Regions from separate parts of the Homo sapiens genome. Here region 1 is linked to region 2. A link is a loop called in an ENCODE intact Hi-C map of the cell type or tissue named here. Cell type or tissue: Caco-2. All regions are shown on one strand. Each heading gives the region's core, and the rest is flanking DNA. Links, peaks and the distances in the headings are about the cores only. Region 1 overlaps SLC2A13 (solute carrier family 2 member 13). Region 2 overlaps SLC2A13 (solute carrier family 2 member 13).

What was found. A loop is a pair of places that touch in the nucleus more often than their neighbours do. Peaks named below come from ENCODE experiments on the same cell type or tissue, not always from the same donor. Only the 100,000 strongest peaks of a DNase experiment are listed, where the experiment ranks them.
Region 1: it touches region 2 in a loop (19-fold over the local background); 7 of 110 quality-filtered maps call a loop at or near these places.

What each region holds. Positions count from the first base shown.
Region 1 is chr12:39,951,478-39,967,924 of GRCh38, forward strand. The region is part of intron 3 of SLC2A13 (solute carrier family 2 member 13); the gene reads right to left. Among named protein-coding and RNA genes, the nearest start is that of SLC2A13, 150 kb to the right of the region's middle. In Caco-2, for the core only: a CTCF peak has its summit at 7,097 (motif pointing left); a DNase peak (open chromatin) is centred at 7,084.
Region 2 is chr12:39,758,080-39,774,526 of GRCh38, forward strand. SLC2A13 (solute carrier family 2 member 13) reads right to left here. Exons shown (of 10, transcript NM_052885.4): 8 at 6,658-6,779; 9 at 6,381-6,533; 10 at 1-2,173. The coding sequence ends at 1,947. It also overlaps a transcript of REDIC1 not described here. Among named protein-coding and RNA genes, the nearest start is that of REDIC1, 140 kb to the left of the region's middle. In Caco-2, for the core only: a CTCF peak has its summit at 7,072; no DNase peak of the experiment used is centred there.

The DNA.
Region 1 (16,447 bases), core at 3,933-11,932, 190 kb after region 2:
CATTTTAAATCAGAACAACTCTATTTTTACAGAAATCTGGGTACAATATTTTATTTTGCAAACAGATAGTGTTTTTGTTTTTGTTTTTAGTTTGAACTGTAAAAGCGACAAGAGATAATTTAAGTTTAAGCAATTTATGGGTACTAGAAGACCTATATAACTAAAACTGTCAAATTAGTCTTCCTTAAATCCCTACAAGCTCTAGAGATTAACCACTTCCTTTGTTCTTCAACTTTCTTGTCAATTAAGTATTATTTAAAATCCATCCATGTGGGACTACTTAAAAGTCACTGGCAAAATTGCTTTAATCAACCGTAAGAAAAGCATTCATTAAGAAGAATTAAAGAACAAAATTCATGTTATTTTACTAAAGTTACAGAATTTGGGCATGATGTCAGCCTTGGTTATAGCTACAATGGAGATTATTAATAAAAGTTACCAAAAAGTTAATAAAGAAAAACAATTAATACCTATTATCTATAGATGTGTGTATGTGTGTGTACGTGTGTGTGTGTGTGTATTTCTAAATTTTGAATAGTCCCTTAAGAGGCAATCAATGATTATTTTAAAATACAAATGAACTTTCAAAATGGCAGAGATACTTTGGTCTTTATCTGAACTCTGGATCAGTTCTGGAAAGCTGTAAATCTGAACCACTGAGTCCTTAAGTAGGTTGACTAACCTTATTGATGCCTGTTGTCAGGGCATAATTACTAAATGTGGCCCTTCCAGCCTCATAAGTGTTTCAGTTACAATGTCACCTTAGCTTTAAGAGGCATTCTATATGGTGTCCTTAATGGAGCTAGAGTCAACTCCCAGGACCTATGGTATTCCCGCTGTTAGAAGAGATGGCCTGGGATCACTGCAATGCTAACTGCTTAATTAGAGTCCAAGTTTTGTTAATGAACTCTAAACCAAGTCCGGTAAATTAAAATCCAAAGAAGTCTAACTATTTCAGGATCTTTTGAAAATCTAATATTCAAATTCACAAAAATGGAATACAATATGTATGTTGTCTCAGCAATAAAAGTTAGTATGGGACGTCAAGCCAGGGCATTAATTAGAATGAAATATTATAGGGGTGAGAATATTCTATTCCTACATGGATATAAGTATAATCATAAAACTTGAGTTATTGCAAATGATTTTGTTTCTAAATGGCAAGAGAGGGAATAGATTAATTTAGAGAAGCGTTGATGGTCATTCAAAGCTAAATGTAGTGACGATCCATTTAGAAAGCAGACTGAGGGTATTATAAATGTCAAATTGCCTTAGATTCGAGCAAAGCAGTATTAAAGCCTAATATATCAGAAAGACTGTGTGAAACAGGTGAATTTTGAGAGTTTGATTGTAACAATGCTGAAATATATCTGGATCAGCAACCTGAAAGATAGGCAGGCTCATCTGCAAATACAGATACCTGCAAGTGACCCACAAAATAAGCAAGGCACTACCTTTCCTTTAATCAAAACTTTCAAATAAAAATAATAACATTTACCTTGTATATCATGATTTTTTTTTTAAAAAAAGACAACAAAACAAAAACAAACAAAAGCCCTTTCTCAGATGAGAAATTAGTTTTTCCTAATGCAAGAAGTCTATTATAATCTTTGGAAAGATGCATCTACTTTCACTATTAAACTGTATCATGATTTGATGGTCAGGCTAGGTAATAATGATTTTGGAGAACAGAAATACAGAACATTATGACAAATTAGGACCAAAGTTTGACTTGCCATAAAAACAAGAGATAAGCTATTGCATAAACATCACATATTTCCTAGTTTTTTAAAATCTGGATTTTATATTTTCTCTTGATTTGGATTTCCTGTTAAAAATAAATGATGGTAGTTCCTTTATTAGACTGCATTTTTTAATGGATAAATTTTGGTCCCAGCAGCTGCACATCTGATTATGCATAAACAAAATTAAAGAATTTCCTTTCATTAAAATTATGAACCTAGCTTTATTAGGCAGTAAAACTTCCTTTACAAATGAAAACCATCATTAATCTTTATATCACAGAATCTATGAGGCAGAAGAAAAAAATCAAGTACATTAATTGGCTGAATGTTCATAAGTGAACATTTAAAATGTCATGCTCTACTTAAAACATTTCTTTTGCTTTTGTAATTAAAAATGTTTTGTGCATACAAACATTTCACATTTAATTTTATTTTAAATGTTTATCTTTCAAACACAGAAATTCTCACATTATAAAAACTAAAACCTTTAACCAACTAGATTAGAAATAAAAGACCTAAAATATAACCCATAGTAAAGCAGTAGATTCAAGATCCCAAAATGAGCTCATCCCTCTTCCTTCACTCTGAACACCTCATACTACCAAGTTGCTAAGTAACTTGCATAAGGTTGTCCAGGTGGCAGAGGCTCCAGCAGCAGGGATGAAAAAGAGTCCCACAAGGGCAGCCACTTTTGTGGATGATAGGTTGTCTGTGAACCTAGCCTACAGAAGGTTTTCTAAGTATGATTAAAAATGCACTAAAAGCCAGTTTGTATAAAATTCCAGCTCTTGACTTTCATTTCCAGCTAAGACAGAATAATGGCTATCAGCTTTCCCTTTCTACATGAATCAACTAGAAAGCCATGCAAAAATGCATGAAACAACAGTTCTCATGCTAGCGGATAACAGGCAATGAAGCAAAGTGATACCTGAGATTTGGGAAACAAATGAGGCGAACCCTGTAACTGTCCCCAGCTCAATATCTCAAAAAAGTTTCCAGGCTGCAGCACAGGGCAGGTAAACCAGGCAGACATTGGTGTTTCCTTGAGTTGAAAAGATGCAGCTCAGAATACAGAGATGCCAAGGGGGCTAGAATTCAGATGGCAGAGGACCCAGGGAGGATAGATTCAGAGAGGGAGGAGGAGAATCTGGAGATCTTCAGAATTTCCCTTGAGTATTCAGTTGAGTACTGATCAGTGTAGGTGTGTGAGGAAACAACCCAAGACAGGGGAAAGAGCTACTGGAAAGGGTTAGAGAAATCAATTCCAGGAGCTCAAACAGGGCTGGGGATAGTGCCTGTTCCTACGAACCAGAGTGAAAAATCTGAAGCATACAAAAGAGTATTTAGAAGGGATATACCTTAATAATGGTGTAAGTTTAGTCCTAGATTAAACATTACTTGAATGCCATCTAAAACAGCATAAAAGCAAGACTCAACTGCTTCTAAGCAGCTTAATGGTATCCGAGAACAAAACTCAATGAGATAAAATTTTATAATGTGGACATAAAATAAAAAATAACTAAGAATGCACAAAGGCAGGAAAATACAATTTGTAAAGATAACGGGACCAATTCATCAAGAGAATATAACAATCCTAAACGTGTATGCACTTACTGAGAGCTTCAAAATATTAATACTTGAAAGAAAAACTGACACAACAGAAAAGGGAAATTGAAAAACCTACAATTGTACTCTCATATTTCATCACTCTCAGTAACCGACAGAACAAGTATCCTGAAATTCACCAAGGATATAGAAGACTCCAAGAACACTATCAACAAACTTGACCTAATAAGTGACATTTAAACCACATTCCACCAAATAAGAGCAGGATATGCATTCTTAAATTGTATGGTCAATGTCTTAGAATATTTACCTGAGGTAGATTATATTCTGAGCTCTAAACTAGTCTCAACTCATTTAAAAGGATTCAAGTCATATTAAGAATATCCTGACCATAATGAAATTAACATAGAAATCAGTAACTGAAAGACAACTGGAAAACATCCCCCAAATTGGAAACTAAATAACACATTTCTATGAAAATTAGTAAGAATATAAAGCTGAAAGAATCTAAACACATAGCCTATAAAAATTTGTGGAATGGAGCTAAAGTGTAACAGGTAAAATTACTGCAAGAAATCTCTTAGGAAACCTTCAACCTTAAGAAACCAGAAAAAGACAGACGAGTGAAACCCAAAGTATGCACACGCTAAAAGTATTACTAAAGATCAAAATGGAAATCCATGAAGTAGAAAAGAAGAGAGTTGAGAAAAATCCATAAAACCAAAATTGTTTTTTTAAGACCAATAAAATTGATAAGCTTCATGCCAAGCTATGGTAGGCTAAATAAGGGCCCCTCAAAACATATTCACATCCTAATCCCTGAAACCTGTATTATCTTAGATGTCAAAAATAAACTTTGTAGGTATAATTAAGTTAAAAATTTTGCGATCGGAAGACAATCCTAGATCATCCAGGTTTTCCCTAAATGCAATCACATGTATCCTTATCAGGAGGAGGCTGAGGAAGATTCGAGACAAAAGCAGAGAAGACAAATGCAGAGATTGGACCTACGCAGCCAAAAGCCAAGGAATGACAGGTGCCCCCAGAAGCTGGAAAAAGGAAGGAAGAGGTTGTCCTCTACGGACTCTGGAGGGGGTGTGGGACAGGAGTGGACACCTGGCCACCACAACTGTGAGAAAATAAATGTCTACTGCGTTAAGCTACCAAATTTGTAGTAATCTATTATAGTAACCACAGAAAACAAATGCACAGACTATCCAGGAAAAAGCCAGAAACACAAATGACCAATATCAGGAGTAAATGAGGTGAACTCAGGACAGATATTAAAATAATAAGAGTATCATGAACAACTTTATGCCATTAAATTCAGCATCTTCAATGCAACAGACAAATTCCCTAAAAGATACAATCTTCCAAACTCACTCAAGAAGAAATAGCCTGAGTAGCCAGCCCTATAAGCTATTAAAAATACTGAATTTGTTAAAAACGTTCCCCCAAAGAAAACTCTAAGTCCAAATAACTTGACAGAAAGCAGATCAATGGTTGCCTGTGGAGGGAGGAATTACAAAGGGGCACCAAGGGAAGTTCTGGGGAGGCAGCAATATGTTCACTTGCATGGTTGTGGTAATGGTTTCATGGTGTTCACATATGCCAGCGTCTCAAATTATATGCTTTAAATACATGCTTTTTATTGTATGTAAATTATTCCTCAATAGAGCTGCTAAAAATCAACAACAAAAGTAAGAAAAAGCTTCACCAATAATCTAGAGACTTTAGATGTCAGGAAGGCTGACATGGTGAACTGGATAAGAAAAAAAATTCAATATTCAAAGAGCATGATATTCCCTTAAGTAAGAACACAAGGGGGTTATTAGAAACAACAATGTTTGATCAAACTGAAGTAATGAAGTCTGCTGTGAGACTGCTGAAAGAGAACTGCCAATGATGAAGCCCCCTTAACACCTCTTCAAGGTTTTTCTTGCTCTTATTCTTCCCTTTCTTTTTGTTTTATTTATTTATGAGTTTTACCTTGTATTAATATTAAAGTTAAGGAGGAAAAAGTGGAACACTTTGTGACTAATGGATTACAAGATGCAAACTGTAGGAGGCTTCCCCACTGCTGATAAAGTAAAGATGCCCCTGTGGAGAAAGCAGGGGCCTCACTGGGAGCAAGATAATCACTGCTCAGCTTCAAATATTATTCTCCCCACTCCTCAATTTAGGGCCCTATAATTGGGCTACAATCAAGCACAGCAAGATCCCCCAACACCACGATCCTTTCCTGAATGCAACCAGAGGCGGCCATTCTCACACAATCACCAAGAGTATTAAGCATTTGCTCAAATCTCAATGGATTATCTAATACTTCAATAACCCTTCCTGCCTTATGAACAATTTCCTATCATCATCAGAGTCCTGTGAAGTCAGAGAGACCAAGTGTTGCTACCCCCATCTTAGAAAAGAGGAAACTAAACACAGAAGGATTAGATAACTCTTCCAAGGTCACAAACTAGTAAGTGTTTAGAGAGAGAACTTGGGCCGACATCTTGTTCATGCCACAAATGCCAAGATATTTTGTATGCCCACTTAAATAAGCTTATTTTTCTTAGCATAAAAAATCAACAACTTATGAACAGTAGAAGTAACACAAAACAAAACTGAAACACTTCCAAGCTATAGTAACAAACATACTCTGTGCTCCTTACGACTGCAATTCCTCCATTTCATTTTCTTCATCATTTTCATGGTCCCACCTGCCACTCTATCCAGCCTCAGTTCCAGATTTATCTACTTCAAGCCACTCATTTCATTCCCACATCCAGGGAGTTCTCCATTCCCACATCCAGGGAGTTGAGCATTGTTTGAGAATAATTACAAAAACGAGCCACACTCATTTTGGGACAAATTCAGCATGTCAGGTCCTGCGTGCTATCAGGGGAGCCTTTCACTCATCTCTAACTGGCTCCCAATCATGTTCTCACAACATTCACTTTAAGCATTCCTCCTCCTTGGACTTCCATTGATTTCTCCTGTCTCTCTGGCCAAGAATCCCCTAGTTCCTTATCATACCTGAAGCGCTTCCCATGAGCCTACTCCATGCTAGGGACAGAAACGTGAGGAGGCCCAGCCCCTGAGGAGCTCATAATACCAGGATGGGGTCATCCACCAAAACAAAACAAGCTATGCCACAATGGTGTAAGTGCTCTAACAGAGGTACATATACAGTATTATGAGATTAAGGCATAAGGAAGGACCCACAAGAGGTATGCCACTCAGGTACATACAAAACAGAAGTCCTCATTTCTCACCCCAAACTTGTTTTTTACCCCATGTTATCTAATTTCAAAGTAAATCAAGATTCATGGCTTTTGAGTGCTCCTTCTCTCTTCATATATCCTGAATCTAATACATTGCCAAGTTTTAATCAGAATTAATGTATGTATGCCTAACTTCTTTCCACAAAACATTGGAAAGATTTCTTCTGTTCTGCACCTGTACCTCTCTGCCTCCCCACCTTTCTACTGCCTGTCTGGCTGGCATCCATCTCCCAGTGGGACAGTGCACGGCTGTGGAAAGTGTTCACACAGACCAGTGTTAACATACCAGTCCTACAATGTAGCCACTGTGAGATTCTGTAAGTCTCCATCGCCCCTTCAGTAAAATGGATTTAAGAGTAGTACTATCCATTTGAGGATTAGAGATAATAAGGTTCCTGGCACATACTATTCATGTGTTCAATAAGAAGCCTAATATGTGGTCTCAACATCCCCAGTCTCTACCGAATCCAATCCATCCCGCCTCCACATTGCTGCCACCTGTTGGCTAAAGCACCCCACTGAATCCTCCACTTACTTGTTCAAAACCATTGATAACAGAACCATCAGGGCCTGTTTCATGAAGGGGACACTCCTGCCCCAGCCCACCTGAGAAGATTTGTTTCATACTACTTCTCCTCTAATAGGCAATGCTTCAGCAATTTTTGGGTAATCTGTTTTACTCAAAGAAGTCCCATATTGTTACAATTTTGTCTCTTACAATGTTCCTTCTGCTTGGGATCCCATCCTTGCAATTCTGAAGGACTGGACCAGGCTCTCACTCCTGGCTAATTTGTTTTGGGGACTAGGTCCCTGATCTCTGTTCCATAGTGAATTATGATCTCTGTGCTGGATTATGTCGGGTGTGTAGTTCAGGCTTTGCTCATTTTATCATTTTACTTCCCATTGTGCTTAGTTCAGGATCATGTAAATAGAGGACATTCAGTAAATATTTCCTTGATGAATATAAGGAATAAAAGAAGGAAAGAAGAGAAAAAAAGAGAAACACCAGAGCAAGTATGGGGATTGAGAACTCATGGATGAAGCAATTTGAGTATACTCCAAGTTGCTAAACAATGTTGTGATTAATTAGAAACTACCACCAAGATCCTGAGCACACCCACGCTGTTTTCCTCTTCAATATGCAGCAGATGATGTTTGTGATTACAAGCTGGTGCTTGGCACATGTTCTGCTTGAAAGAATGGACTGCTGCTATTGATGAATTCAACCCCATGTGGTTCAATCATTCTTTCACAGTCTGGCATTTATGCCAATACATTCCAAAATCCTCCAAGGCAATCAATTTGCCAAGATGTTGTGATGGGCCAGTTGTCTATAGATGCGTGCTTGTAAGCTGATCATGGTACATTAGGGCCGGTATGCAATGACTGTGTTAATCTGGTCATTATTATTCCAGGTTGCTAATGTAAAGGTTTTTATCAACTTAGAAGAGGAGATGATTATAGGTCTTAATACCACTAAAATACTGTTTTCAAAAACCAATTTCTGTTACTATCAAGAATTCTTTCTAAATTCTAAAATATTTTCTTTGTCAAAAGTATCTACATAAATGAAGCAGACATAAAATGCATTCCTCAGCAATTCTCAACTGAACGAATTTCAAACTTCTTAACAGTCATGGGAGTGTGGTATGTTGCTGAGGAAAAAATTACGAAGAATTACTGTTCTAGAAAACTTTTATTTAAAAAGAGGAAGTATCCTTTCTAAATAAATAATTTTCTTTTTAAAAAAATTTTATTTTACTTTAAGTTCCAGGATACACATGCAGTATGTGCAGGTTTGTTACACAGGTAAATGCATGCCATGGTGGTTTGCTGCATCTACCAACCAACCCATCACCTAGGCATTAAGTCCCAGATGCATTAGCTATTTATCCTGATGCTCTCCCTTCACCTGGCCCCCAGACAGGCCCCAGTGTGTGTTGTTCCCCTCCCCGTGTCCATATGATTTTCTTAAATAGCTATATTGTTAGCATTGTCTATAGACAGGGCCACTTTTTTTTCCTATATGTAAATATATCTTTATTGGGGTCTGCTAAAATATCAGTTACTTTTCTCTAAAGTTATATGCATATTTCATAATATTGATTCCGCAGTACCTGACATTTTGGTTTCTATTATCATTGGTATCTTTTTTAACATTACATTTCCTCTTTGATGCTGCACTTGTATGTTAATTTTATATCCACCAATTTTGGTGAACTCTATTAATTCTAAAAGATTTTCTGCACATTCTCTTGAGTTTTCTACATAGACTTCCGCAAACAATGACAGCTTTATTTATTCCTTTATAATGTTGGCTAGTATTTTCTTGGAGATGAAGACTCGTTCTATTGTCTAAGCTGCAGTGCAGCAGCGTGATCTCAGCTCACTGCAACCTCTGCCTTCAGGTTCCAGCAATTCTCCTGCCTCGGCCTCCTGAGTAGCTGGGATTACAGGCACGCATGACCATGCCTGGCTAATTTTTTTATTTCTAGTAGAGACAGGGTTTCACCATGTTGGCCAGGCTGGTCTCGAACTCCTGACCTCAAGTAATCCACCCACCTCAACCTCCAAAGTGTTGGGATTACAGGCGTGAGCCACCGCGCCCGGCCTAATATTGGCTAGTATTTTCAGTACAACGTTTATTAAATGGTGAAAAATGGTTTCCTGTCTCATTCTTTTTTTTTTTTTTTTTTTTCAAGACAGAGTCTTACTGTGTCACCCAGGCTGGAGTGCAGTGGCGTGATTTTGGCTCACTGCAACCTCAGTCTCCCAGGTGCAACCGATTCTCCTTTCTCGACCTCTCGAGTGGCTGAGATTACAGGCGCTCGCCACCACAGCTGGCAAAATTTTGTATTTTGGTAGAGATGGGGTTTCACCACGTTGGCCATGCTGGTCTCGAACTCCCGACCTTCAGTGATCCACTCGTCTTGGCCTTCCAAAATGCTGGGATTACAGGCGTGAGCCATTGTGCCTGGCCCTTGCATGATTTTAAAGAGAATGTTTTTTTCTTTTTTTTTTTTTTACTTTGAGACGGAGTCTCGCTCTGTCATCAGGCTGGAGTGCAGTGGCATGATCTTGGCTCACTGCAACCTCTGCCTCTTGGGTTCAAGCAATTCTCCTGCCTCAGCCTCCCAACTAGCTGGAACTACAGGTGCACGCCACCACGCCCAGCTTATTTTTTATAATTTTGGTAGAGATGGGGTTTCACCATGTTTGCCAGGCTGGTCTTGAATTCCTGACCTCAAGTGATCTACCTGCCTCAGCCTCCCAAAGTGCTGGGATTACAGGCATGAGCCACCACGCCTGGACTAAAGAGAATGCTTCCAAAGTTTCATCAGTAATATCCTTGATGAAAGCTTCTGATACGTATCCTTAAACAGATTTAGGAAGTTCCCTTTTATTCCTGGTTTACTAACCTTTTATCAATAAGCAATAATTTTTTTGTTTATGACAGGGTCTCACTCTGTGCCCCAGACTAGAGTGCACTGGTATGATCATGGTTCACCACAGCCTTAAACTTCTGGACTCGAGCAATCCTCTCGCCTCAACCTCCCGAGTAGTTGAGACCACAGGCACATGCCATCACATCTGGCTAATTAAAAAAAAATTTTTTTTTTAGAGGCAAGGTTTCATGTTGCCCAGGCTGGTCTCAAACTCCTGGGCTCAAGCAATCCTCCTGCCTCACCCTCCCAAAGCGCTGTGATTACAGGTGTGAGCCGCCACACTCGGCCTTTCTTTTCTTTTTATGAGACAGAGTCTCACTCTGTCACCTAAGCTGGAAAGCTGCGGCACAATCACAGCTCACTGTAACTTCAAAACTCCTGGGCTCAAGCAATCCTCCCACCTCAACCTCCCAAGGAGAAAAAACAATGAACTTTAATACATGTACCAAAATATCACATATACCCCATAAATATGGGGTGTTTACTTAATTAAAAAAGCAATGAATTTTATCAAATGCCTTTTCTCCCTCTATGGAGATGAGCGTTACACAGTAAGTCACAATAATAGCTTTGTAACATCAAACCACCTTCGCATTCCTGAGAAAAGCCCTATGGATTACCCAGGCTGGAGTGCAGTGGCATGATTTCAGCTCACTATGGCCTCTGCCTCCCGGTTCAAGTGATTCTCTTGCCTCAGCCTCCTGAGTAGCTGGGATTACAGGCGCACACCACCATGCCCAGCTAATTTTTGTATTTTTAGTAGAGACAGGGTTTCACCATGTTGGCCAGGCTGGCTTCAAACTCCTAACCTCAGGTGATACGCCCACCTTGGCCTCCCAGTGTGCTGGGATTACAGGCGTGAGCCACCATGCCCAGCCATGGGTTACTCTTGAAGGCATCACTCAAATGCCTCTCTGGCAGAATTTCCAGATCCCATATAGAGACAAAAAAATCATGTCCAGTAGATTTCTTAGAATACTCACAGTCACCCATTTATGCATCTCTGCCTGAACTCCTCATGGCTACTTATTGTGCCATGCTGCCTGCCATTAGACAAAGCCACTTTTAAATGAAAGGACAGACACACTTGACTGATGGTATTCTGACAGTATTTTCACAATATGCTGTCATTCTTAGTGATATAATAAAGTTTTCTCACCTACCCGGTTTTTCAATAGATATTATATGCAAGGAAAAAAAGAATATATATGACTTGCATCTGCTAAAGACTATACAACCATAATCAGTGTTGAATAGTACAATTTCTCCAAATCAGGGAAACTCAGGTTTGACTCTATCTTGGCCATTTAGAAGCTGTGTGATGTTGTGCAGGTTCCTTACCTTCCCTGAGCTCCAGGTGTTTTCATAATTAAAGGTGGAAATGCATGAGAAATATATCCCACATTAATTCAACTACTGATGCTATGATTTCATCCATAAGCTCTCTAGTAGAATTTCTCCATAGCTGAATACAATTTCAAAGTTTTACATTAAAAATAGCCAATAGCTCACGCCTGTAATCCCAGCACTTTGGGAGGCTGAGGCAGGCGGATCACGAGGTCAGGAGATCGAGACCATCCTGGCTAACACGGTGAAAACCCGTCTCTACTAAAAATACAAAAAAATTAGCCGGGCATGGTGGCGGGCGCCTGTAGTCCCAGCTACTTGGGAGGCTGAGGCAGGAGAATGGCGTGAATCCAGGAGGTGGAGCTTGCAGTGAGCCGAGATCACGGCACTGCACTCCAGCCTGGGCGACAGAGCGAGACTCCGTCTCAAAAAAAAAAAAAAAAAAATAGCCAATAAATTGTATAGGTTTTCCTTCTCTGTAATCAAATAAACAATTACCCTTCACATTTAAGATTCCACAAAATATTTCAAATAGATTCATTAACATAAAGAATAAATGCATTCTATACTTATAATTTCTTTCCTTTATATTTAACACTCCTACACAGATTACTAACAATACACTAGGCATAAATGAGTAAGACCTAGACAACAGGCTCCCATAATAAATGACAGTTCTATCAAGTTCAATCAAGATATGTACTGCCAAACTATTCTTACAACTACATTTAAATCAGAATTATTCCATTCCCCTGCCTTCATTTTAGATCACATGTAGGCTCCCAAGAAATCAAGTATTCTTGAATCTCTATCAGAGCAGAGCATTTTGAGATGAACTATGCTCCTAAACATTAATCATTTGCTTGGTTAAAGAAACTGTATTTGTATAGATATTTAAGTTTTATATGGATATTGAGTAATATTCTATTAGCACATTCCCTTTTTAGATTCAGACATTCAACAAATAAGTACTAATGAGAATTAGAGTGAAAAGCTAACCATGTATGATTCATGCTATATTTGGCTTTATATATAACAGTAATCATGAATAAAGCTATCAAAAAATAAAACTCAGCCTGAATTCAATGGCCCATGATCTTATGTTGGGGCAGAGTATCTTTTAAAAAAATTGAAATTGTCCCCCAGATTCCGGAAGTATGACTACTGCAAACATAAGGGGGTACCTTGAAATGTAACATCTTAAAAGAAAGAGACGATGTTTTCTGTCAGCATGATTCTCAGAAAATCATAATTATTCCAAAAATATCCCAGAACTATATATATAAAAATGAACTGAACATATGAGGCTGTAAATGTATTCTCTAATTTCAAAGTAGTTCTTGTCCCTCCCTCAACTCTCTTTTTCTATTCTTCTATTACCTGTACCACTAAAAAAGGAAAAAGAAAAACTATTGAATTTACATATTAAAAAATACCAGTGGTAGTCATTAAATAAAGAGAGAGTAAAGATGTTCTATAAAAAAGGGTAGTGCTAAGTTCTCCAAAATGTGGTAGGAAGTAAAGCATTACGTTCATGGAAGAGAAGAGTTAATTCAAAGTATGGACTTTCCAGTCTCTCATCTTTCACTTACTTATAAAGGTGCCATTCCTAAAATAGATAAGAAGCATAAATGGTTATGGAAGAATGTAAATGCTATGGGAAAAGGAGGAGGACATATAACCATATCTTCCATTTGTTTAGCTATGCTAGGACACTTGAGATTTAAAACTATCTTTACCATGTCGGGAACATAACTGACAGAGCCTACAAGGAAGATGCATACATGAATTTGGTCACCATATGCAAGAGGGTTGGTGCACAGGGTCCTGGAGGTCACAAGGTGAATGCTGGATCTTAGGATCTATTTTTCTCATAAAGACAATCCCATCATATCCTATGTCATAGCATATAAATAAAACAAATCTCTCTTCTTAAGGCTGACGAACACACAGTCTATCTTGGTCAATTAAACTCTTTCCATGAAAGCTATAAGAGGCTGCTGAACCTGCTTTCAGTTAGTAAAGAAGGCCAGCCACCTTTGAGAACCTTAGTGGAAAGGCTGATCTACACATTAAGTATGAATCAAAATCTAGATTTCTATAGGGAAAAAAATTATTAGATAAGCCATTTAGTCTTCTTGTCTTATTTTACAAATTTTCAGGAAAAAAACCTCTCCAATAAAACAATCAGATACAAATGACAAGATATAATATTTCCCAATTAAATACAACTTAAATAACAGAAAAGATGTCAGCTAACTAACACAGTTCTATGTATTCCTGAAAAATCTGTTAAGAGCAACATAATACCAAAACAATCCCTTCAATTTTCTTTGCCCCAAAACATTTCATGGCCTAAAGCAGTTGGTAACTAAACACTCCCTTATGAGATCAATACCAAAAATGAATTAATATTGAAAAGCAAGTTTATGGACATTATTATGCTGGAACATTAGTTTTAATTTTACAATGCTATTGGATTTCTATGAAGAACTGATCTTTTTATTGCAGAAAACATTTTAAGGTTTTCTGTTAAAGTCTCCTCTTGTTACATTTAGCAAAACTGAAGAGTACAAAATGAGATAACACAGTGAAAGAGCCTGAGTAATCTGAATGGGTTCAAATGACTTTTAAAAACTACTTACAAACCTGGCTTAGAATAAAGTAATCCAATTTACGTACCAAGAAACCAAAATAATACTTCAAAAATAAATTTCACAGATGTCTACTTATATATCCAGTGACATACACTAGTGAGGGGCCTTGCTTTGTAAAAAACAATGTTTAGGTTTATTCATGTATTATAAAGATTAGTTCAGAAATTTCAGTGACCTTTTAGGATAGAGTACAATTTTCAGAGTTTGGCCTATAAGGGTAATTTCCTTCAGGATCATAACTGTATTTGATTTGAAGGCAAACCTATGATATATCACTATGTCTGAAACACAATCACTGAACCAAATCCAATGAAATACTGCTACATTAAAAGGAATGCAAAGGAAAAACTAAAGCTCTTAAAGAACATTTAGGAATGATTAACATTATTAATTTTAGGCAACTGGCATATCCCTGAGTGCTCAGATTTAAACAAAACTTGGACATGAGAAATCTGCTAGCATAATACTACACCTATGGGATGCGGGGCTTGACTGTCCATAAGGAGGTCATTAAAATCTTTTTTTCATATATATATACATATATATATGATACACACACATATATAAATATAAAATATGTATGCATATGTATGTAGAGATGTGTGTGTGTATATATATATATAGAGAGAGAGAGAGGTGGGGTATGTGTGTGTAGAGAGAGAGAGAAGTATGTATATGTATAAATACATAAATACAGCGTGAGAGAGAGAGGTTTTGTAGTTACAATGATCATCATTACAGAATCTTCTTATTACTTGTAGACCTTTACTTCCTGAATCCCCTTTTCTGGCCCTTCTCCACCCCGATTTTGATAAGGGAAGTGAGGTACCACTGAATATATAAATAGATTTGTTCCAAATTCCTGCAACAATTCTGTTCCTTCTTCCATGTTTTTAATTCACAGACACATGCCCACAAAGCTAAATGTTCTGGAAAACTGGCAGAATTTCAGTAGAGAATGATTAACAGCAGGAAACCATAGAAGTGAGTTCCACATGTTCTGCTCTAGAAATTTTAACAATAGAAATTAGAAAAAAATAATATTGGTATTCCATTAGCACATTCAGCAGACAGAAAATATTTGCATCCAGTGACTGCTAGTCTGAGAAGAAATACGCATGCCAAGCACTCCTATTGATCATCCCTTAAGCATTCCCCTAAATCCATTCTGATGGCCATAGCACAGGATAGATTTTAATGCTACTTTTATGTGCTTTCCTACTGTGTATAAGGACTGGGCAAGGAGAATTCGAAAGATACGTCTCCAGATGCCTTTGCTTTTTAAATGTCTGTGGGTATCTAACCTTATTTTCCTTGGCATTTTGCTTTTAACTTGTGATTGTTTTTCATTAGGCTGATTCTTCTAATCTTTGAACATGACACAAATCATAATTCTACTTGATATGGCTTGAGATGCTCTTCTAGATAAATATGGCTCTCTAGGGATGAGGTCAGTATTTGAAAATCTACATATGGCTGTTTTATTTTGAGGCATGTCTGCAGTTACCATATGGTCAGTGGCAATCTGTGAAGGGAGTCAGGATGTGTCTATTTAAAATACTGACTGAAATTTGAGTTTCTACTTAGAAATTGCTTTGATCCAGCTACTTTTTCTGAATGCTAAGTCTTATTTTGTCTTTTAAAAATGCAATCTTCCCACTGTACTGCAAAACTCAACTGTAAAATAAAACTTGTTTCTACATATTTTCATTGATTAAATCTGTTATGCATATATAAAAAGTCTAGCATTATATTCATTAGCAAAGATGTAGACACAATCCTAGCCTTGCTATTCAACTTATTGATGACTTATTTATGCTGTATTTTAGCATGGCTCATGATCACTGGAATGCACAATTTAGGCAGAAGTGAAGCAATGTCTAGCTGAGTGCCTCTCAGGGATACCCTGTCCTCTGAGATCTCTTAAGACACCAAGATTCTATAACTCTACTGAATGAAACTATTCTAGCAACATTTACATTAAAAATATATGACTCCTTATGTAAAATACAGCCATGACGTAACTGCTGTGTAGGAGTATAAACAAGTGTTCTATTTGAGTGAAGTATGTGGCTATTATAAATTATTCCCATTCATTATTCATCAAGTTTCTATAAATGTTTTAGGAAAATAGTGAAGAACCATTTTCCTAGCACTTTTCTAAAAAGTACTATTCATAAATTACTTAGCCTATTGGTATAAAGCTCATTTACTTCATTGTCATATATATCCATTTGGCCTTTTAATGAAAGGAGGGAAGGAGAAGAGAAAGAAATACACCTGTGGGAGTTGGATGGTGTAAAGGTAGCAAGGCAAGCTAAATTATTTCTAAGAAAGCAAAGAACTGACATATTTAAAGACAGAAAATGGTATCTACATAACCTCAAAAAGGTATGTTCTAAGCATTG
Region 2 (16,447 bases), core at 2,871-10,870:
AAATCATATCTGCTTTTCTGAGGAAAAAATCAATACTAATATTCCCTTGGAAATCAATTGTTAAAGCACCTAATTCAAGGAAAAAACCTCTATAAAATATTAATTTTTTTTATTATATGAAATGACCAAAGGGAGAAAACGTTTTTGTTTTTGGTTAATGGATTTTTAGGGCACTAAATTGACAGTTTAAGCACATATTATACCTCTGGTGACTTAGAGAATGAACTTCCTCAGCTGTATTCTCAGCTTGATAACTGTGATAGGAACAAGCCAGACATTAAAAGAATAGAGTATCTTGGAGACTGGAAGAAATATTTTGAATATGGAGATAGCCACCTTTTCTCTCCAAATACAGTACCTTATTAGATGTTTAGAGCCATTTAAAAATGCATCAAACTGATGTATTCCTAACTGGCCACAGAAGATTCATTCATATTTTTCCTGGAACTAGCAAGTAATTTTGTGATCAAGTAATTTTGTACATACTATATAGTTCTTAATAGAAAAGCAAAAATTAAGAGTTCAGTGATGAATTACCATAAAAACCAATGAATACCTTGGAAAGACATTGTGGAAATATAATTAAGCCTGCATTTCTTATAGACGTGCTATATTAGAACCAATTATCTGTTCCAATAGGCAATCTCAATTTTTACACAAGAAGGAAAAACTAAGCCAAGAATAAGAAAAACACAGAGACAAATCTATGTATCTTTTTTTTTTCTGGTAAATTCTCAGGAAAATGAGAAAAGTGTGCAAAATAAAAACGAGTTTATGCTCTTAAAGTAAAAAAAGACAAGTACAATTAAATAATAATATGTGACATTTCCCTTAGGAAGAGCTAATAAAAAGTTAAGAAAAAAGTCCCATTATTTTTATTAAACAAACACCAATAACAGCAGGATTATTTCTGCCACTGATTTCCTTCCTCTTTTTTGTTTCAAAAATTATTGTTTGAATAAAAGAAAGGGGAAAAATGGTTTGCTTGCAGCTATGTATGTAACACAAATGAAGGCACGAAATAGTAGGACTCCAAGGCCAATGAGGAAGGTGTAGTGATTTGGGCATGAACAAAAACTGACCCTGATATACAGTTAAAGATCTGGCACTATTTTGCATTTATAATTGCATACCTAAGTGACTAACCAATTTGGAACCCATAAAAACCTTTAATCTGTTACTTTCTGAACATAAAAGGTACTTCTCAAAACTTCCTAGCTCATCTGCGCAAATGTATGCCTTATCACTGATGCAAAAAAAAGAAGTATGAAAACAACCCGACAGATTATATTTTCATAATGTTCAAAAGATAGTGTGCAGAGTCAGTATCTGAAGAACTCCCAATATCTGAATTGGAGAGAAACAAAAATATGGAATCCAAAGGAGATACGGACAGCTGTGCCCTTGTAGGAGGCACTTTGGAATTTGTTGATGAAAGCTTACATGGAATTTAGTTTGTAACAGCTGATCAGAGATAAGCCACTACTCTGTAGGAAAACTGAGGGCCAATAGGCCATCTTTTGACACAGAACACCCTTGGACCATCTCCCAGAATCCTTTATAAATATATTATACATATGTAATTTGGCTAGATTAGCACTGACTCTGTTGCCACTAATAATTATAAATGGTCTTAGGAAAAAAGGATACCACTGAAGTCACTGGGTACAATATTCATTTTAGACTATTTCAGGAAGGCATTACACACATTTGCTTAAGAATTATTAGATTAAAATCTCTGTAAATATTTTTTAAAATATTGTTCCTTGTGGAAAAAAAAAGTCATCATGGTTGTATCTTCCTCCTAATCAAGTATTCTAGAATATGAAGTCAATCAAAACTAGGCTGTGGAAAGAACCAGATTAGAAGCAGGGCAGTGAAGTCACCAATTGCTGTTCTTCTCCCCCCAGTTTGTTTAAATAACTAAATATATGAGCAGCTGAAAATTATTCCACATCAGAAGCATCATTGTCAGAAAGATGATAGTTACTTCCCTTTACCCGAATATATTCAATATATCTCCCTTCATCAGAATCTGAAGTGCCACATGTACATAGCCTGTTGTCAAAGAGTGATTCAATTTCCTCTAATTTTTTGCCTTTGGTCTCAGGAAGACAGCCATAGATGAAAAGGAGTCCCACAGCAGCAAATCCAGCATAGAGGAAGAAAGCTCCTGCAACGGAATATAATAGATACATGAATATGAATATATAGAGAGAGGCTTAAGTTGGAAAGATTACTTGATTTTGACTTTTTTTTTCTGGTCAGTCATGCATAATCACAGTATGAAATGGACCAAAAAATTACTATGAACCTGGTTTACTCCAATTGTTCCAACTCTGAGAATATGATGTAATGTATCTTTCTAAACTCAAGTTTAGAAACTCAAGAATAATAGAACAGGCTCAGATGTAAGTTTGGCTTTGAAGCCTTTCCTCCCTTCCCTGACTAGAGGGAATTATTCTCTTCCATGTGCTATCACAGCATGTTGTTGAGACCCCTAAAATAACAACCAAGAAATATTATAATTATGTACACACACGTATGCTTGCCTTGTCTATTACACTAGAGGCACTTTGAGGTCAGAAGAAGTTCCTTTCTTAATTTGTTTTTCATTTCCCTCCACTAGAATGTAAACTCCATGAAGTCAGAGAATTTTGTTTTGCTGTAAGATTATGCATGTCAATGCAGAACAGCCAGAAACACATAAATATTAGCTAGTTTGGTTTTCTAAGGGTCATGATAGCAAGCCTAGATGGATGAGATATATGAATGTATGACTTGTTTATATTCTCTACACATTTCCAAGATGGACTTTTAAAATAATTGAATTCCGACCAGCCTGGCCAACATGGTGAAACCTGTCTCTACCAAACACACACACACACACACACATAATTGAATTGCCAATTTGAATATAAGAAACTATACTTGTACTTTTGATGGTGGAAAACAACAAAGTAAAATGGAGCCCCTGTCTAATTTTAGGCTTTCAGTCCAGACCATCATGTGTATGAGATGGGGGAAGTAAGATGAAAAACTAATGTGACAATTGGCTGGAGAAAGGATATCAGACTGGGAGTGGGAAGAACTGAGTTTAAGTGTTGGCCATGTGACTTCTGGATAGTCATTTAACCTCTTCTCTGGGCCTCTGTTGCCTCATTAAGTAAAATAAGGGGGCTTCTCAGCTCCTACTTAAGTGTTGGCAGTTTATGATTCTGTAAATCTTACAGCCAAAATCAGGGGCATGTATAGGAGATATAGTTAAGAGATGGTTGAGAGAGAGACTTGATCTGTGTAATGGGGAAAATAATTCTAGCTTTGCCCAACTGTAAAGAATAGAAATAATGTATGTTATCATGCCCATTAGAATTCTGAATATCAGTTGCTCAAAAAAGTGATGCCCAGATTGTTAAATTCTACTAAATGACCAGGAAAGGAAGAGTTGCTATTAAGATACAGAATAAGATTAGTGTGACTAATTAATTGGGATGTTTTTACAAAAAGGGTGATACTGATAAGCTAGCTCTTGGAGAATGGGGGAATTTTGACAAAAAAAAAATGAAAGGAGATGAAGTCCTGTGTTCTGAGTACAGATATGCAAGACTGTGGAGGTAGGAAGAGAAATGGAATCTTTAGCAGGGAGGGACAAAGACGGGATAGTAATTATGATGAAGATAAAGAAAAAATAAGTACAGATGGTAAAACATTTTAGATTAAACTAGGCTTCTAAACTACAAAATCTGTAACAGCAAACCCAGTTTGACTTTTAAATATAATAGTATATTTTATCTTCATCATTATCTTTCACAATTTGGGAACAGTAGCATAATTAGAAGTAACAAATCAAATCTGTCAGCGCTAAACTCACTCCTATAGTTAAAAAACATTTGTTGGGTTAGGAAGATTCCTGAAGTTGATTACAGATTCTTTCTTGTGACCTGGATTCCCAAAGCTGAATAATATCAAGGAATTGCTATTAAAATACAAGACCGTTTTACAAAATCTGAGGAATCCAAAGCACGCAAATGCCAAAACTGCCTACTCAGTGTGGGTTCCAATGGTTAGACCTGTGGCTAAGTCGTGGAGGAGTGTGGGCAGACCTGGGAGGCTGTGACCTGGTCCATGTCATGGTCAAATCAGTCACTATCTCAGTTTCTCATTTATTCCTCCCTTGGAGTGAAAATGGCAAGAAAAAATGTCTGTAACGAGTCCATCAGGACTATTGAACAGTTAGATATTCCTCACCTTTATTCTTCTAAGGATTTAAATCTTATTAGAGCCCTACATTAAGTTCCAGATTAAAACAACTATTTAATTGAATTACACAAATTGACTACCTCAAGAGAGAAGCTTTGACATAATGCCCCCCAAGGGATCTCTTTAGCCACATGTGCTGTATATAAAATGGCATATTGGTGATATAGCAATGATACTTTTTAGTAATAAACATTATTGAATGGGGGCACAAGGCAGACCTGTGTAAGCAATATGGTTGAGGAAGGAATCAAATTTTGAGATCTTATGAAACAATAAAAAAGGAGGCAACAAAGAAGACATAACTATTTCCAGAGGAATACACGATTAGGATGTATATTTATTAAATGAGGAATATAAATGCATAGCTTACATAAACCAGTAACATGTGGATTAAAATGAGACACAAAAAGGGAGAAAAACTAGCCTGAATGAACTATTTTTCTACTACTAGAGAGTAGTAGACCAAATGGACCAGTGCTCTGACATGAGAGAAGCTTAATGCAAAGCAACACACTTTTAACTGTTTATTTTTGAAAGAATTCTGCTTATGCCCTATTTAAATTTCATTACTGTTGCCTCATTTTTCTCTGGTTTTCTGGCAGGATAAATTCAAGAAAGAGGAGCTTTGCTGTCAAAAGTATAATCATGTAAACTTTTATTATTTGGTCTATGCCTTTCTATGAAAAATGCTTTCTCAGGATGCGAGCATATACTTAGGTCTTCAAATATTTAAGTGTTCTCTAGAATCAGTAAATACGAGGAAATATTTATTGTGCTCGTATTTATTATGTCATGAAGATAAGTTTATGAATTTATCGAAAAATTTTAATTGCCAAATGGGATCCAGCTGAATATACTAAATATATATCCAGTTTAAAATGCCAGTGCATTTCCTTTCCAAGAAAATAAATATTTCAAATGTCTTAAGTGGTGATTAGGAGAGAGAAGAGTTTTATGAAGATAATAAAAGCATTAGATAAATACCATTAACTAAAAGCAAATACCAGTTCAGCATGGTCAGAAGAGATGGGGAATAGATTTTTATAATGTTTCATCATATTCACCATTCATCTGCAAAATTTATCCATGTATTTATTCATTTGACAAACACTTTTTGGTGCTTATCAGGTGAACAGGATGCCTTGGCAGGAACTGGGAATGTAACAATGAACAAGGCACAGTCCTGGCCCTCCAGGGATTTATAGTCTACTAGAGAGAGCTAAGGGCAGACAAACCTGTTCTTGCAAAGAGAAATGATAAGTGGCCAGAGCACAGAGTAAAGAGATTGCGGGGAGATGAGAGAAGCTCTTCTGGGAGAATGGTCTAAGCAGCAGGCATTCCGTCTCTACCACATGGACTTATGAGGATATTAGAATGAAACCTCATACTTCATCATGAATAATCCTATTGCAACCTATAAAGTCATGTGAACAATGCAGAAATCTTTTTTCTAAAAAGCAAAGTCTTTTCCTGACTCAGCCACTAAGCACTATTGTTTTTCATTTTGAATTATGGCCTCCATACATTTGCATTTGAATACTTCCGTCATGTTTACACTTTTGCAAGTGGTAAGTACTGGTCTCAGAGGACACTGAAATGCACAAGCACTGGCCTGAGCAGCACAGGTGATACAGTGGAAGGTATGGCCACAGCACAGCATACTGTTAAGCATTTGAGGAAGCTACTTTCAGCCCTACGCAGATTCTGCTCTTGGACTGGACGCTATGCCTGTCACAGGACATCTCATTGGCCCTAGACTCCCTGCCTACATCTTTTTACCATTTTCTGTTTTTTTTTTTTGTTTGTTTCTGTGAAACTAAAAGCTATGGTGTAAAGACTTCCACCTGGGGAGATAGCTGGGAGATGTCTGAGTTGGGAGAGGGGTTGGGTGACAGCCCTAAGCACTGTGGAACAAGAAGCAGTGCTGTTTAGGATAGGAGAATCCCTCTCTTCTTTCCCAGACACATTTCCGATGCCTTTGGAGGACAAGAAAGCCACATGGAGATACTTATAACAGCAAAATATAACCACATAGTCTCAATCACAAATGATATTATAGTGTATCTAAAAATAGTGATAAAAATAAAAACAAAACTATGTTAGAAAAAATATTATCTTACCATAGTATGTAAGATACTCTGCTGTGTGTAAAAATGTTAGTGAAACCAGGACATTGAAAATCCAGTTTATTCCAGATGAACATGCATTTCCTGTACTTCTTGCCCAAAGGGGATATATTTCAGAATTCACAGTCCAAGGCATTGGTCCCATTCCTGAGAAATAAAACATTAAAAACTTTAGTAAAATAGCATGTAAGAAATTTGAAAAATTATAGTTTATCTACTCCAAAAAGAGGCAATTCAATTAATGCAACAGTATAACAAAGTCTTTGTTTACCAGGTGCAAAGAAGACAAGATATAAAATAAGGCCCAGAAGTGCAGTCCAGGAGTATGGAGTAGGGCAGAAATTGTAAGCCCAAAATATATCTTCTGTTTTGAACTTGGTTTCATTTTCACACCTGAAAAATAATGCAATATAAGTATTAACTTAATGTTTTTGACTACAGTTGCAGAAATTCAATATGATCATATTTATGTATTTGGAAATTCCTTAATGTCTTAAGAGTCCAAAATGTTTTTCTTAAAAAATAAGAACTAAATATACAGTATTAGATATGCGAGCTTGTATAGCAATTTTACAGCCAAGTATAATTCAAGAGCAAAACAAAGACACCGTGTTTTATAACCATTTCACATAAATTAGACATGATTTCTAATTAGTCCCTGGAAGCTGCAGTAACACTTCAGTACCACTGAGAGTCAGTATGTGGCAGTGAAAAGACCATGGCATTTGCAATCATGACAAGATTCAAATTTCAGAGCCAGATACTTTTCATCTGATAAAATGGGGATAATACTTTGTAGACTATTTTAAGGATTAGAAGAGTAACCTGTAAAGGGTGATGGGGTGGATGAGGGAAACAAATGATTCTATCTGATTCCAAATAGCCCTCTCCCTTTCTGCTCCGTGTCCTTGCTTCTCTACCAGTCACTCCCTGATGACCTTGCCTTCTTAATCCATAGTAAAGCAAAGGGTCCTACAGTTTAGATCCATTCTGAAGTTGAACTTCCAGTTCTTTACCTTAATTGCCCCTGAAGATATTACCAGACTCAAAAACATTCCTATCCCCTATTGTCAATTTAGAGTATTGTTCTGTCTCCTTCAACCTCTATCTTTGAACCTTGTCATCCAAGCCCTATTGTTACCATATTTATGAACTCATCATAACATTCCACCTGTCTTGATGATTTGGGTGCCTGCTCAGTCTACCTCCTCTCATCCCCTGCCACATTCATTTATTTTTAATTCATTGGCCTCATTTAAAAAAATTATTTTATTTAAGTTCCAGGACACATGCACAGGATGTGCAGGTTTGTTACATAGGTAAATGCGTGCTGTAGTGGTTTGCTGTGCCTATCAACCCATCACCTAGGTATTAAGCCCCATGTGCATTAGCTATTTATCCTGATGCTCTCCCTCCTCCCAGCCCCCACAGGCCCTAGTGTGCATTGTTTCCTTCTCTGTGTCCATGTGTTCTCATTGTTCAGCTCCCAATTATATGTGAAAACACGCAGTGTGTGGTTTTCTGTGCTCCGTATAATGCATTGGCCTCATAGTTCCTTATTTAATCTCCAACACTACAGAGACAGCACTTTATAGTTTCCTTGATTTGGAACTATTTTACTTCAGACTTTGAGCCTTCCTTTTCTGATCACAACCACCACTTTGTTTATCTCCTCATTTCTGATCATCTGTGCTACACCCAGATCTGCCTTTGGATTATCCTTTCAGTATTCGTTTACCTCACTGCTCAGCTTAGACCACGCCAATACAGGCATAGCTTGGAGATATTGCGAGGTCAGTTCCAGACCACTGCAATAAAGTGGGTCACACGGATTTTTTGGTTTCCCACTACATATAAAAGTTATGTTCCCATGAAAGTGCAGTCTATTAAGTGTTCAATAACATTGTCTAAAAATGTACAAACCTTAATTTTAAAATATTTTGATAAAAAATGCTAACGATCATCTGCACCTTTCACAAGTCATCATCTTTTTGGTGGAGGGTCTTGCCTCAATGTTGAGGGCTGCTGACTGATTAGGGTAGTAGTTGCTGAAGGCTGGGGTGGCTGTGGCAATTTCTCAAAATAAGACAACTGGGAAGTTTGCAAAATTGACTGACTTTTCCCTTCACTAAATATTTCTCTGTAGCATGCATTTTACCCAGATAACTTCTTTCAAAATTGGAGTCAATCCTCTCAAACTCTGCTACTGCTTTGTCAACTAAGTTCGTGTGATACTGTAAATCCTTTGATATCATTTCAACAATGTTCATAGCACTTTCACCAGGAGTAGATTCCATCTCAGAAACTACTTTCTTTGTTCCTCCTTAAGAAACAACTCCTTATCCGTTCAAGTTTTATCATGAGATTGCAGCAATTCAGTCACATCTTTAGGCTTCGCTTCTACAATAGTTCTCTTGCTGTTTTCCACTATATCTGAAGTTACTTTCTCCCCTAAAGTCTTCAGCCCTTTAAAGTCATCCATAAAGGTTGGAACAACTTCTTGCAAACTTCCAAACTGTTCATTTGGTATTTTGACCTCCTCCCATGAATCACGAATGTTTTTAATAGCATCCAGAATAGTGAATCCTTTCCAGAAGATTTTCACTTTACTTGGCCCAGATCCATCTGAGAAATCACTATCTATGGCAGCTATGGCCTTATGAAATGCATTTTTTAAATAATAAGACTTGAAAGTTGAAGTGACTCCTTGATCCATGGGCTGCAGAATGGATGCTGTGTTAGCAGGTATGAAAACAACATTCATCTTGTACATCTCCATCAGAGCCCTTGAGTGACCAGTGTCATTGTCAATCAGCAGTAATATTTTGAAAGGAATCTTTTTTTTCTTTTCCTGAGCAGTAGGTCTCCATAGTGGCTTAAAATATTCTCCAAACTATGCTGTAAATATAAGTGCTGTCGTCCAGGTTTTTTTGTTTCGTTTTAGAGCACAGGCTGAATAGATTTAGCCCTTCTTAAGGGCTCTAGGATTTTTGGAGCGGCAAATGAGCATTGGCTTCAACTTAAAAGTCACCAGCTGCATTATCTCCTAACAAGAGACCCAGCCTGTCCTTTGAAGCTAGACATTGACTTCTCCTCTCTAGCTATGAGAGTCCTGGATGGTATCTTCTTCCAACAGAAGGCAGTTTCATCTACATTGAAAAATCTGTTGTTTAGTATAGCCACCTGATATGGTTTAGCTGTGTCTTCACCCAAATCTCATTTTGAATTGTAGTTCCCATAGTCTCCACGTTGTGGGAGAAACCCAGTGGGAGGTAATTGAATCACGGGGGTGGTTACCCTCATGCTGTTCTCATGATTGTGAGTGAGTTCTCATGAGATCTGAAGGTTTTATAATGGGCTTTTCCCCTTTTTACTTGGCACTTCTCCTTCCTGTCGCCATGTGAAGAGGACATGTTTGCTTCCCCTTCCTCCATGATTGTAAGTTTTCTGAGGCTTCCCCAGCCCTGCAGAACTGTGAGTCAATTAAATCTCTTTCCTTTATAAACTACCCAGTCTCAGGCAGTTATTTATAGCAGTGTGAGACCAGACTAATACATCACCTTTATTAGTTATCTTAGGTAGATGTTCTGGATAACTTGACGCAGCTTCTCCATCAGCACTTGCTGCCTCACCTTGCAACAAGGTGTGAAGTGAAAACAGCTTCTTTCCTTAAACCTCATGAACCAACCTCTGCTAGCCTCAAACTTTTCTTCTACAGCTTCCTCACCTCTCTCAGCCTTCATAGAATTAAATGGAATTAGAGACTTATTCTGGATTAGGCTTGTGCTTAAGGGAATGTTGTGGCTGGTTTGATCGTCTATCCAGACCACTCAAACTTTCTTCATATCGGCAATAAGGCTGTTTCACTTTCTTATCATTTGTGTGTTCACTGGAGTGGCACTTTTAATATCCTTTAAGAATTTTCTTTTGTAGTCACAATTTGGCTATTTGGTGCAAGAGGCCTAGCTTTCAGCCTATCTCAGCTTTCAATATGCCTTCCTCATTAAGCTCAATTATTTCTAGCTTTTGATTTAAAGTGAGAGTCGTGCTACTATTCCTATCACTTGAACATTTAGAGGCCATTGTAGAGTTATTAACTGTAGTGTCTTAGGGAATAGAGAGGCTCCAGGAGAGGGAGACAAAGAAGGAAACAGCTGGTTGGTGGAGTGGTCAGAACACACACAACATTTATAATTAAGTTTGACGTCTTATACGGGTGCAGTTTGTGATGCCCGACAACAATTACAATAGTAACATTAAAGATCACTGATCATCATAGCAGATATGATAATGAAAAAGTCTGAAATAATGTGAGAATTACCAAAATGTGACATAAAGACACTAAATGAGCACATACTATTGGAAATATGGTGACAATAGACTGGCTTGATGCAGGGCTGCCAGAAACCTTCGGTTTGTAAAACAAAATGCAATGTCTGTGAAGTGCAATGATGGCAAACACAATAAAATGAAGTATATACTGTCTTCACTAGCCTCTAGAATCCATTCTTCCTCTATTTTTGTCTGCCATTTTTCACCATTTGAGTTCCCAACCCGGTGTGGCTTATTAACTTCTTTCAACAACCACTTCTCAGAAACTGAGCAGTGTTATGAAACCATGCTGTTGGGCTGTATTAAAAGTTCATGCCATTTTATCTCAGTTGGTTCCCTAATGATGCTTATTTTATCCTTTATTGTCTTCTCTACTGAATTATCTGCTTATCTAAGAGTAGACATTCCATAAACTTTTGTCAACTATTGCCTCAATTAATTAAAATATTTCTTACTATCTTGTAATCCTGAAATCTTTCCTTCTGTTTCCTATGTGACGAACTTACCTCCTTTTTTTGGAAGATTTATCAATTTCAGTTGAGAAAAATAAAATAAAACCAGGAATTTGGAGATGCTTTGTAGGACTTGATACATTTGAATCTGAAGAACAGATCTTTTAACAACTGGAATTCTTTTAAAAGAATTGAAGATCATTACTTTGAACATCAATTTTTCTCTATCAGCTTCTACTTTTCTATATTTTTCTCTCAATATTTGAGAAAAGAAAGTTTTTTAAAAAACATTGTAGGGTGTAGGCTTCCTTCCTCCCTCCGGTGGTACAAGTCTGTCACCCTTTCTGAGGACTGCCCTTCTTATCAGTGTTCTTGCATCTCATTCTCCTGCCTCCTCTGGGGTCACGTTCCATCAATATCTCTTCTTTTCCTGCCCTATTTAGTTTCATCCTACTTGAGCCTTCCCTTCTGTCTACAATACACAAGATCTCTCTTACTCAAATGTTCAACTCCTCTCATATTACCACAACTAGCTCTCCTGAAATACCAGAAGTTTATACTCACGAGCTCTACCTGACTACACAATCCTTCTTTCACAGCCCAACTCTCCCACCCTCCCAGATGCTGGCTAACTTTTATGTGGTCTTTTTCCTGGATGTGTTCAAACAAAAGTCATCAATTAGCTCCTAACATACAAATTCAGGTTTCTTGTCTTAATCTTGATGCTCTTTGATTACTCTGTGGTGCTTGACATTGCTGACAACTCTCCTTCCTTCTCTTCCCTCTTTGCTTTTATATCTGTATCTCCATTTTAGCTCTCTGACCTATATGTATTCATTGCTTTTTAAATTGCCTCTTCCTCTTCTCAACCTCTAAATATAGGTGTCCTCTAAGGTTCTATTTTGGGACCTATACCCTCTCTCATAATCATCTCATCTAATTTTAGGACTTTATAATTTCCATGTGGATGCTCCTCAATAGTTTATTCTGGCCTTGATCTTTCTTCCAAGTTCCACTGATGGAATTTAGGTACCTAAGTACCTAAAATAGCAGAGTTGCTATGAACATCTAGATCCTGCCATGGCCTCAAATGCAATATGACTACAACGAAATGACCTCTCCAGAAGGCAGCATGGGGCTGCTCTGAGTTCAAATCGTGACTCTACCACTTAATAGCCATATTCATTCAAAAGCTTATATAATGAGCACTTTTTATGCATCAGACATTAGCAATAACAGTTATGAACAAAATACCAACCAGTGCATTTGTAGAACCTTGAGTTTAGCGGGCACTGGCATGGTCCTGTTTCCTGATCTGTGAGATCGGGGAAAGAACTGTATCATGGGCTGTTGGGAACATTAAATATTCCCATCTGGATAAGCATAGAGCATCTGCACACTCAATGCTTAGCATACTGCCTGGCATGTGGTATATGCATAGCATAAGTATTACTTTACTAGTGCCCCTCATGACATTTCTATTTTAGTTAACACCACCTTACCCTAAATTGGAATGGTTTAAAATCTTGCAGTTATTTTCATTTTCCTCTTATCCACTTCTCTTAGGTCCTTTATACTTTTAAGTCCAAGTAAAGAAAAGTGGCCAAGACTAGGAGCTTTGGTATTGACATCCTAGGTTCAGATCTAGGCTGGGACACCCAGGTAAAGTTAGGATATATGTGGCCTCTAGGTGTAATATCTCAAAGCTGTGTCATCATCTGTGAAATAAGGATTTTCCTGGTACCTACCTCAAAAGGCTATTTTGATGCTTATGTTAGAGAACGTACACAAAGAATTTCACATGATATAGGCAAGAAACCATATTTCCTAGACATAATTTCTTGAATCTGACTTTTCTATTTGCATTAACACCATCCTAATTTAGACTCCGAGTGTGTGTCCCATCACCTGCCTCTGCCTCTGCGGGAGAGAGACTCTAGAGTAACCCTGATGGTTCCTATTTTCTGATTTTCATGCCTTGTGTAGTTCCTTTTTCTGGAGTGTGGGAGTGACCTTGGATTTGCTTCCGACCAACAGAATATGGCAAAAGTGACAGGACATATGTGATTAAGTAAGTAAGATTCCAGTGCTGTTGAGCTGAAGTCTCTCATTCCCTTGCTGGTTTTGGAGAAGCAAGTCGCCATGCTGTAGGATGCCTATGCTGGGAGATTTGTGGAAGGAACTGAGGGCAGCCTCTGTCCAACAGCAAGCAAGAAACTGAAGTCCTCAGCACAAAACCACAAATTACTGAATTCTGCTAACAAAAATGAATCCTTCTCCAGCTGAGCCTTAGAGGAAACCATAGCTCCAGTCTGTGCATTGATTGTAGGCTTGTGAGGCCCTAAGCAGAGGACACACCTAAGCTATGCCTGCATTCCTGACCCACAGGAAGTGCTATATTATTAATGTGTGTTGCAGTAGTAAATGAATACAGTTTCCTGATTTTCCTGCTCCTATCATTCCTTTCTTCAAACTCATATGCCACCAAGTTAAGCGCCCTGACCACCTCACTGCTCAAAAACCTCCATCCTCCTTATTCCAGCAGTCTACAAAATGGCCTGCAAAATGTGGCTGCAGCCTACCTTATCTTGTACTCCTGTACACAATCCTTTTATGCAACTAAACTAAATTACTTATTTTCTGAACCTACAGTCTAGACCCAGTATCTCCTACTCATGACGTTTCCTGTAACTGAAGGCAAACTCTTACTCTTGATATCTACTGTCAGTATCTACCATCAATTCCTACCTCATCACCCAAGGCCTGTGTGGATGCTACCCATTCACCTGTCCGAGATATTCTCTCCTCCTCTCAACTCCTTTTCACTTTCCTCATTTATGTCATTATCATATAGTGCTCTGTATGGTCATATATTAATATACTCCTTCTTCTACGGTACTGAGATTTCATCCCAGGGAGTACAGCATGGCACAAGGGTCAAGAGCACAGGGTCTAATGTCAGACTGCATGAGTTTGTATCTCAGTTCTCTCCCTTACCAGCTTTGTAACTTTGGCCAAGTTACTTAACCTCTCTGTGTCTCAATTTTCTTGTAAAATAAGAGTCCATATAGGGTTGTTACAAAGATTAAACAAGGTGATAACTGCTTGGCACATAGAAAGCAATTTATAAGGGCTTGCCAAAAGAATAATCACCGTGCTATTTTTTTTTTAAATCTCAACCTATTGTCCATCATAATACCCTATGTAGAGATAAATGTTCCTTGAATGATGAAGCTTTTACATTTGCATTTGTTTAATTGTGAGTAGAAAACAGCATTAGATGTCCCTTGACCAATAATCCCCAGCAATGAAATAGTCTTTTGAGTCATGAAGATTTAAGAAAATAGGAAAGGAAAGAAAAAAGAGAAGAAGAAAGAAAAAAGAAAGGCAGGCAGGTAGGCAGGCTCCTGTAAGGAGGAATACTTACAAATAATGAAATAACTAAGATTCACTGAACAATTTTCTATTTACTCTTTTCGTTATTATCACAGTTCCTAGGGTGATCTCCTGCTGTGGCAATGAAGTAGGATACTTTAGAGTGGACTCTGTGCTTGCCCTGATGAAGCTTTTTGCCATCTGGCTATGCACGTTTACATGTGCAAAAAAAAGGCCAAGTAGCTCCTCATCATCCTCATGCTGATTTTGGGAAGGCACTGCAGGCACTAACTTGGCAGAGTTACATACTCAGCAATACGTAGATAGCTAATGACTGAGAATGTGACATCACACCTGACCTTCAAAATATAAACACTAGAAATACCAACTAAAAAATAAAAATGCAGATTTCAAACATTATTGCAAAATATCCTCATGCTTTCCTGGCAACTGCTGGTAGAAGAACATAATGCTCCCGAAAAGGAACAAAAATACTTTGACATCAGTGTGTGGGCTGGGATTAGAAAAAGTCATGCTCTTGGATGTGGCACCTTTTCACCACATCCTAGAGCAAAACCTGAAAATGACTGCAATAATGGGAAGCTGCTCAGAGGGCACTGCAGTGGACAAAGCAGCAGAATTGCATGCAATCAGGTGAAATATGTCTCATTTTGGCTGAGTGAGAGAACTAATCCTTACCAGCAGAATGACTAGGCTAAAACCTGATATACAGACCAAATAAATAATCGGTTCCCTGTTCCAATCATGGAATACACAGAACTCCCTTTAGTAATAACATGTAGAAATTAACAGCTCCCTTTGAAGGTGGAACAATGCTCCCCTGCCCACTCAACACCCACCAAACCTAGTTCATACGTAGATCTATTTCTGCCTTTTAAAATGTTACCTCTCCATCATTTATCTTTAGAGTTTCAAACCTAAGAAATAACCAAAGGAACTTAAGCAGTGCAAATATACAACTGTTCTTGCTAGTTAGCCATAAGTAGTATATTCCTTGCTTCCTACACAGCACATGCTGTCTATATTGCCCCTTTATTCTCCATGATGAAATAATTTGACTGCTCCAGGCTTATATATGGGAGTAGAGGAAAAGAAATATGACCTGTGTATAAAAACCAAAACTTCCAACTTCATATATTGAGTCCTAATCACTGATAAATGTATGAAACTTAGTTCCCTTCCCAAAGAGTTTATAAAAGATCCAGAATTTTAGAAAAGGGGAGAGCTTACTACAGTTCGTGTGACACATCTACCATCGTTCTACTGGGCTTACTGCACAAGCTTGCTAATTCATTACTGAGGAGTGTCAGTGAAGCACGATTTTATTTCCAGTTCCTGACGCAGGACTGTGATTTTTCTGGACAAGGTCCCTAAGCTATCACCTCAAAACATAGATATCCCTCTAAAAGTTAACCCTAATAGTTCTTTGTTGATAGAAAGTTAACCCTAATAGTTCTTTATTGATAGAAATTTATGATATAATTACACCATTACAATTTGAGGGTAGTGGTGAAAACGTACCTAGGAAAGCACAGAGTATCTCTCCAGGATAGGACACCTTCACTCTTATCTGAGGAGAACTAAAGAAGCAAAATCCTAATTCCCAACCAGAGATTTAGGATGGTGTAAATTTACTCTAAGCAACCCAAGTTATAAGAAATTCTAACTTCCGGGCATCCCTTCAAAGCAACCATGAAAAGTTACTGTTACAAACTTGGCCCATTACTTCTCAGATACTTTTAATTATTGTTCAGTAGGCATATTTCCTATTTAATAATCTAAAATGAAATAAACTTATGTCAAGGGTGGCCACATAGCATTTAAACTCTAATAACATCTCTGTGATTTTGAATAATTTTAGAAAAGTATGGTTTCCTAGCT